Regions from separate parts of the Mus musculus genome. Here regions 1 and 3 are each linked to region 2. A link is a contact called in ENCODE POLR2A ChIA-PET data. All regions are on one chromosome and are shown on one strand. Each heading gives the region's core, a stretch centred on a gene start or an enhancer-like site at or near the end of the contact. The rest is flanking DNA. Distances are from core to core; before and after follow the strand shown.

Region 1 (2,700 bases), core at 161-2,660, 460 kb after region 2:
TGTCCCTGACCTGAGTTTATTGATTAGTCCCTTTAACAGAGTTACCAGCTTTCATTTGTCCCTTGACTTGACCATTATGCCTAAACCTCTACGGCCTAATAAAATCTTCTAACTGTTGTGTTTCCATGTCTGCCCCATCCTTATAGCATGACTTTCTAGAGGGTAAAGTTTGGATTATATCCATCTCTGGGTTCCTAAATCACACAAAGCATGTGATATGAAATGGGAACTCTGAGCTTTGTATCTATCCGGCTTCCCCTCCCCTCCCCCAAGGTCTCTATGTTGTCCTTGCTGTCCTGGAACTTGCTATGTAGACCAGGATGGACTAAAAAACACAGAGGTTCTCTTGCCTCTACCTTCCCAGTGCTGGCCATCAAGCCTGACCCCTCTTTAACTCTCTTGACTTTTTTTTTTTTTTTTTTTTTGGAGGCAGGATTTCTCTGTGTAGCTCTGGCTTTCCTGGAACTCGCATTGAATTGAGACCAGGCTGGCCTCGAACTCAGAGCTCCATTAGTCTCTGCCTCTAGAGTGCTAAGAAGATGTGCCATCACTGCCTGGCTTGGAACAGTGACTTTTAACTCAGGAAATTGACCACAGAGCCCCAGTTTTTAAAACCACAAATCAGTTTAGTGACAGGCTGAGATTCAGAAAGATTTAAGAATAATGCAAGAAATGGGTGTGAAACAGAAAAGCAGTATCCAGTAATCAGAGACCAATGGAGGCTGCCCTCAGTGGTGAGGGTTAATGAGGACCAGACTAGAACAGGAGTTTTGTTTTTGTTCTTAACGATTTATTTCTTTTCATTTTCTGTGCATTGGTGTTTTGCTTGCATGTATGTGTGAGGGTGTTGGATCCTCTAGAACTGGATCTACACAGTTATGAGCTGCCATGTGGGTGCTGGAAATTGAGGCTGGGTCCTCTGGTAGTGCAGCCAGGGCTTATAACGGCTGAGCCAGCTTTTCCAGCCCTAGAATAGGTTTGTGAGGCTGGGGTGCGACTGAGAAATATTTGGGTGCACAGTTTCCCCTGAACGTGGTTTAATTTTAGACGTGGCCTTCCAAGAGCAGTAAAACAGACCCTTCTTCTAGTTTGGGTCTTGATTGCACAGCACACAGTGGTCCTGGGAATAAAGAGAGGCACGGATTACCCGGGTACCCCGATTAAACGAGGAAATGACTCAAAGGGCAGTGCTTTTCTACCTCTGGGAACAGCATCACTGAAAGTGTGAGCGTTTCCCCCTGGAGACCCCCTCCACTCCAGGCCCATCCAGGGAAAGCGCTGAGTCATCCCCCGTAGGCCGGCCAGGGTGGGGCGGGGCTCAGCCAGGTCCCCCTCTTCCCGCACCCCCGGCCCGTGAGAATCTCGCGAGAACTTTGTAGGCTATAAAAGCAGCTCCCCGCGCGCGCTGTCGGGCGACCTCTTCCTGCGTTCTCACGGCTCTTTCTGTTTGTGAGACCTGTGGCTCGACCCTGGTGAGTGTGCGGGTATCGCCGCTGAGAAACGCGGCTCGCGCCCATCACTGGTTCCTTCTCCCTCTGGCCGGTCCCGGCTCGTCCCGGGCGATCACGGGCTGAAGCGGCAGGGCGAGGCCTGGTCCCGCGAGTGCTGGAGCTCTACTCGCATTCTTCACGTGGCGCTTAGTTCCCGGACCTGTTGGAACCCTGAGGCTAACGTTCAGTTTCCTCCTCTCCCGCTCACCGATAGAGGGCGGAGATGGCTTGGTGGGACGAGTTTGTGCTGGAACTTACCGCGCGCACTGGGCTGTGTCGTTGTGTTTTCTGATGTGCTATAGTGGGTGATGGCGTGAGTGGTAGGAACGTAACCTCCAGCGAGCTTGGGGCGTGACCTTCTCCGGCGTTCTAGTCCGATTCCTACGGAGACTTCTCAGCGGCCGGAAGTCGCTTTTCCGGGATTGGTTGAGTTTGGAAATGCTGGGCCACGTTGCAAAGCAAGTTTGATTAAAAGATGGTTTATGTTAGGGGGCACACCAGATAGGTAGTTGCTATGCTGCAGGTGCAGCATGTCCCTGAAAAAAAACAGTTAAAAGTTTTTTAAAGTTTGCGATGAAAGATGCTTTTTTTCTTGGCGTTTCTTTTGGTTATTGGTATTATGAACCAAGAAATTTGGAACTTGGATTCCAACTTGCACTCATACTGAGAGGCGTAAATTTTCTTTTAGATTGTGGGTTTTTTTTTAATGTGTATGTCTACCTGTGTGGTAAACACCCCCCCCCCCCCGAGCTAGTTACAGGTGGTTGTGAACCCATCCTAAGTGGGTGGAGGAATCTGAACCAGGACTTTTCCGGAAAGGAGCAGTGTAGGCTCTTAAATTGTTGCGCCATCGCTGAAGCTCCTAATGTTGTACATCTTAACAATTTATTTGTCTTGGTGTTGACCTGGGTCGATAGTGCAGAAATCGGTTTCTTAGCAGTACATTGACTCTTTTTGTATTTTTCTTAGAGTATCTTGGAAATAGGTTGGCCTCTAATTTGGCTAGCCTTGAACTCCTGAATCTTAAGCTTCTACTTCCCAAGTGTTGAGATTACACATCCCAAGTTTTTTTCTTTTAAACATTTGTGTGTGTGAACCTTGTAGAAGTCGGCTTTCCATCCTTATGGGCATTCTGGAGATGGAACTACGGTCATCAGATAGCAATTACCTTAACCTGCGTAACCTCCCTCATACAGAAATTGAGACAAGT
Region 2 (2,700 bases), core at 87-2,586:
CCAGCAAGTTAATTAGCTGTTTCTGAAATGCATGAAAATGTTCAGCATTTTTTCTGAAGCAAGTCTCAGAACTTTAAGCTTGGAAGGAGGGACCTGTGTGTTAGGAAGTGGGAAACAGAAAAGCGCCTTTTTGGTAGGGGAATGCAACACCTGTGACTTACCACAGAAAACACACAGACACTGTAATTTAAAAAATCTATTTAATTCTTATTTCTTTATTTTCTGATTTGAGTACTAGAACTGGAGGGCTCGATGAGATGCCTCACTCTTTGCTTGAGCGTAACTATGGGTTCTAAAGTCCTTCAGTGTGAAGCGGAGTAGCGGGGGGGGGGGGGGATGACTCCCCAAGGAACATTCAAGGTTCAGGTACCCTCAGGGAGTGTGTGTGTGGGGGGGGTGGGGTGGGGGACGATGGGGATCTTGTCTGGACAGAGAGTCCTGCAAGTGGGCTTGGCGACCTTTGCTGTATCTGATGATTTAACACCGGGGTAGGGGAGGGCGAACGCAGCAAGGTGAAGAGGTTTGTGAGGAGGAACTCTGCCCAGAGACTTCCAATGGAGCAGAAGAGTGTGCGCCCCGCCAAGTGACAGCACGCCCCGCTGCCGCCGCTCCCCTCCCCCCGCAGCTAGTCTCCAGGCAGAAGAGTCTCGCGCCAGCCCGTTCTCCCCCTCGTCACTCGTCCGGGAGGACCGAGCCACAGCGGGAAGCCCCGCCAGTCTCCGGGCAGCTTGAGCCCCCGAGCGCTCGCCCAGCCTGTCAGTAACCGCCGTTTGCGCCTTCTTTCTTTCTCCACACCCCCTCTTCTTCCTCCTCTTTTCTTTTCCCCTCTGCCTTTGTCCCGCTTAGTAACTGAGGTCCGACCAATCGCCGCCTTACCGGCCGGCGCCGGCTATCTCCTGATTGGCTCGCTTGGGGCGCGCAGCCGTCTCCGCTCCTCAGCTGGAGCAGGGCAGACAAAAGACGCAGGCTCGGGCTCCGGCAACCGGGCTCAGCCAATCACCATCCGCCCCCCACTCTTGGAGGAGCTCGCGTGCGCCCGGCTCCGACTCCTGGCGAGCGGCCAGCGCCCGGACTGTACCATTCTGAGCGAGGCTAGGGGGTAATGGCAAAGTCTGATTAAAGTGTCGAGTCTCGCAGGCTGACGGGGAGAGTTAAAAGTCGAAGCGGAGGGTGGTGGCAGTCTTCATTTCTTAGGCACTTGACAATCTTTGCAGTTAAGGTGCAAAGGAGTGGAAAGGACAGTCGAGCTACCGGCTCTTCCTCCTGTCCTGCCCGGTTGGTTGGCGCCTCAGCGGGGGTGGCAAGGGGGGAGGGCGGGGGAGGAGGTCCCCTCAGCGCAGTTAAAATGAAACTCTAGTGGTTGGAGCCAGGGCAGAGCGTGAGGGGAGCCGGCGCTGTCGTGGTTACCTTTACTACTCGGGCACAGTCGAGCTGACTGGACTCTCCAAGGGGTCGCCATCCCGAAGCTGCGGAAGCTTGGGTTCCCAGCCTGACGCGAATAGAGCCCGAGTCCCAATCCCAGAGGGAATCGCTCTCCGCAGACCAGTGGGACCCCGAAACTTGAACGCAAACCCCCTTTTCAAGCCTTTGTCACTTCCCCAGCTTTCTCCCAACGCGTTCTTTTTTCCCCCTTCCTCTCCATTCTCTCTTCTCCGAAGGACACAAAAGTGGCTTCCGCTGAAAGATTAGGAGGCGGTGGGAGCTTTTCCCTTTGGAGAGCGATTGTGTAGGAAGGATTTTCGGGAAGCTGCTTTTTAACACCACTGCTCTTTGCTTTCCGAGCTTCCCTGTAACCCTCTGAGGTAAAAACCCCGTAGCTTGAAAGTTCGGGGTATTTTGTTGGGTGCTTTAGGAGGAGAGAAGAGGAGGACCTTGTCCTCATCCTAGTAGTTTGGCTGGACTTGTACTGGCCGTTGGAAACCCCCAAGTACATTTCCGTGTGGAACTTTTGCAAATATATATTTAGATTTTAAATATCAGATAAAAGATATATATGCTTTTTATATATTTCCCGACGACCTGCCCCTGACAGCGCGATGTACAATACGGTGTGGAGTATGGACCGCGATGACGCAGACTGGAGGGAGGTGATGATGCCCTATTCGACAGAACTGATATTTTATATTGAAATGGATCCTCCAGGTATTTGAGAGCAAACTTGTTATTTTTATTATTTTTTAAAATTTTTGGATGGGTCTGATTTGTGCTTAACAAAACCCCGGTGACGTTTTCAGGCCAGAAGTATTCTTGGGTGCGCCAGGTTCGGGATGAGGGGTAGATTGCAGTTATAGCTGCAGTAAAACTGCTCTGGCTTACACCTTTAAAGTTTGCAGTTAGGACCCTGATCCCATTGTCCTGAGGGGGTGGGGGCGGGGGGACTGGAGTGGGAGGAAAGACCCGTTTTGGTTTGGCCTTTGCATGTCATTCAGGGTTTTGACGGCCCTCCACTTTTTTTTTTTTTTTTAATCAAGATTTCTGCTGGCAAGGGATGTATTATAATCCATGCTTGAAGAATTTCCCTTTGTGGCGATTCCTTAAAGCTTATACTTTAGTGCAGTTATCTGCTATGGTTCGTTGTTATTTTACCTTGGTTAACTTTAGAAACTGAGTTGCCTTTGTGATTATTCATTTTGAGACTCCGTGCTTCTCTCATAGAAACCAAATGCCGGTTAGTGATTTTCAGGGATTGTGCGTTCTTAT
Region 3 (2,700 bases), core at 118-2,617, 290 kb after region 2:
ATGAGCATTGGTGTTTTGCCTGCTTGTATGTCTGTGTGAGGCTGTGTGATCCTCTGGAACTGGTGTGAGCTGCCGTGTAGTTGCTGAGAACTAACCCAGTTCCTCTAGAAGAGCAGCCAGTGCTCTTAATCGTTTGAGCCATCTCTCTTTTTTTTCTTCCACCATAAAATAGCTTAGTCAATAGAAAATCTTCATGGAACTAGCCTTCCAGTATTGGTCAGTGATTGCTGAGCCTTGCACCAGACAGGGGTCCAGTAATTCCTTTTACTCTTTTCTAAATTTCTGCCACTTTTTGCAGATTTTTTTTTGCACTTTTCATAATGAAATGTAAAGTAGAAATTGAAGATGTGGAGTAAATGTAAGCATAGTCTTGTGAAATTTTTGTCTTAGCTATACATCTGAATATGCAAATACATGGTATGTGTTTGATGTAAAATATTTTTGTACACTATGGGTCAGGAACATAAAGTTTGAGGGTTGGAGAGATGATGTGGCTAAGAGAGCACACTACTTGTTATTTTTGAGAAAGGGTCTCTCTACATAGCCCCAGCTATCCTGAAATTCACTAAGTAGACTGGACTGGCCAGGTACACAACAGAAATCCTCCTGTCTCTGCCTTCCCAGTGCTGGGATGATAGATGTGCACCACAACTCCTGGCAAAGAGTCCACTTCCCTCAAGGAGGACCTGAGCTGTTCCCAGCCTGTAATTCCAGCATCAGGGGGAACTACCACCATCTTCTGACCTTCATGGGCACAGCCTTTACATATACAAACCTATGGTTAGAGGCACACATTTAAAAAATAAAATCTCAGTCGGGCATGGTGGTGCACACCTTTAATCCCAGAATTGGGAAGCAGCGGCAGGTGTATCTCTAAATTCGAGGCCAGCCTGGTCTACAGAGTGAGTTGTAGGACAGCTAGGCCTACACGGAAAACCCTGGGGTGGGGCGGGGAGACTATAAAAAAGTTTGGACGTTGCTAATGCACCAGGACACATTATGATGCTCTACACTGAAAAAGAAGTGGGCATTTTGATTCTTGACTTCAAAGTAGGCAGGAGTGTATCAAAATTGAGGTTCAGGAAATGATCTAAGGAAGGTGGTAGAGAAGCACGGTGCACGTGATTTTCCTCGACGCTGAGATCAGTACCTGGCCTGGGACACTTGAAGAATTGAAGATGTGCATGGAGCGGAATAGGGAAGTCCACTAGCCCAAGGCAGGGGAGAGGTTTTTAAGAACCTGCCTCCGCGGCCAGCAAGCGGCTACCCAGGTTTACCCAGCGACGCCGGTGGCTGTGAGGAGGCGGGGCCAGAAGCGGAGCACGCGCAGTAGAAGGTTCCCGCATCAGCGCCGAAGCTGCGCCTTCAGCACTCGCAGTCACCTGTCACCAAAGACTGTCCCCGCCCCCTCCGCTGCCTGCCTGCGCGCGCAGAGCACCGGAGGGCGCCGGCGGGAAGGGACGCGGCGGGTAAGCGAGGCCTGCGTGCGGTCTGTGTTTCTCACAGGGTTGGGAACTTCCTCATGTCCAGCTCTCCAGACCGGGAAGAGCGAGTGATTGGAGCTTTGGAACGCACCGTTCCTCCGCTTTCGTCCTGTCGCCTCCGGAGGCGCTCTGACCGTCCGTGTGTTTTTAGCGTCCCGGAGCTTCCCAGTCTCACGGCGCCTTGGCCTCTGCTCTCCCAGCACCCACTGGGGAAACCGAAGGCCGGACCCTGTCCCTGACTTCTGCCGGCTCCAGTCTGAAATTCCTTACCGGCTCCAGTCTGAAATTCCTTACCGGCTCGCGCTGTCAGTAGCACAGAGTTGGTTTTCTTCCTCTAGTGTCTACCAGTTTAGGCAGAGTTCTAGTTACAGCCTCCAACTCAAGCACAAAGAGTCTCAGTTGTTTTGATGCTCAGCTGGAGCTCTGGCCCTCTAACTGAATTAACTTTCAGATGCTCTTCAGCGGGAAATCCAGGCCATCAAAGCATAGGTCCTCTTTAGTCCCTCCGATTATCTCCATCGTTAGCCAGTAAACTGTATGGAAGCATAGTTCTTAGCTCCCTATGCACTAATCCCAGGTCTTCACTTTTCATGTTTGTACGAACAAGCATTTCCCAAGCCACAGTTTAGGATGAGGTGCTCCACTGGCAGTGGAATGCCATCAACATTTACTGAGAAGGATGACAACAAACATTCTGGCTCTCTACTGTCAAAGTGAATATTAAGTGAATTGTTTGTTGTAACAGGAGGCATTTGACTTGTGGCTGTGCTTTAATACCTTGAGTAAGAGAGAAATGGAGGTAGCCTAGAATCACACCGCGAGGGTTCAGAATCTGCTGCCAGGGAGAATACAGAGCAGCAACAAGTCTGACAGCCACGCCATGTATAATAACATCTATAGGTCGAATTTCCACATAGAGGGAAATAGATTGTATTTATGTGCCACTTGTTTGTAAGATGCATTGTGTGCATGCTGAAGTAAATTTTAGCGGCTTCCTTTAAAACTCCCAAAATTAGTGTCTATATAGTCATGATTATCAGATTATTATTATGACAAGGTCTTACTATGCAGTCTTGGCTGGCTTGGAGCTAAGAGATCTGCCTGCCTCTGCACCACCACACCCACCTTCAGATCATTTTTACTGATAATTTTGACTGAATGCTATATACTGAATTTTTTAAAAATATCAGCTTACAACAGTTCTGTCATTTTGATT

What was found. ChIA-PET counts read pairs that join two places held with the same protein, here RNA polymerase II (POLR2A).
Region 1: POLR2A ChIA-PET joins it to region 2 with 19 read pairs in embryonic stem cell. The contact joins the promoter of Prdx1 here to the promoter of Pik3r3 in region 2. POLR2A ChIA-PET finds 5 or more read pairs at or near these places in 4 of 5 experiments (Patski and embryonic stem cell).
Region 3: POLR2A ChIA-PET joins it to region 2 with 12 read pairs in embryonic stem cell. The contact joins the promoter of Ipp here to the promoter of Pik3r3 in region 2. POLR2A ChIA-PET finds 5 or more read pairs at or near these places in 3 of 5 experiments (Patski and embryonic stem cell).

The regions. Positions count from the first base shown.
Region 1 is chr4:116,684,189-116,686,888 of GRCm38, forward strand. It overlaps Prdx1 (peroxiredoxin 1), which reads left to right and starts at 1,411. Exons shown (of 6, transcript NM_011034.4): 1 at 1,411-1,472. AV051173 (expressed sequence AV051173) reads right to left here and starts at 1,834. Exons shown (of 3, transcript NR_040442.1): 1 at 1,749-1,834; 2 at 1,457-1,650; 3 at 774-1,120.
Region 2 is chr4:116,220,272-116,222,971 of GRCm38, forward strand. Pik3r3 (phosphoinositide-3-kinase regulatory subunit 3) reads left to right here and starts at 1,337. Exons shown (of 10, transcript NM_181585.6): 1 at 1,337-2,142. The coding sequence starts at 2,037.
Region 3 is chr4:116,506,182-116,508,881 of GRCm38, forward strand. It overlaps Ipp (IAP promoted placental gene), which reads left to right and starts at 1,368. Exons shown (of 9, transcript NM_008389.3): 1 at 1,368-1,469.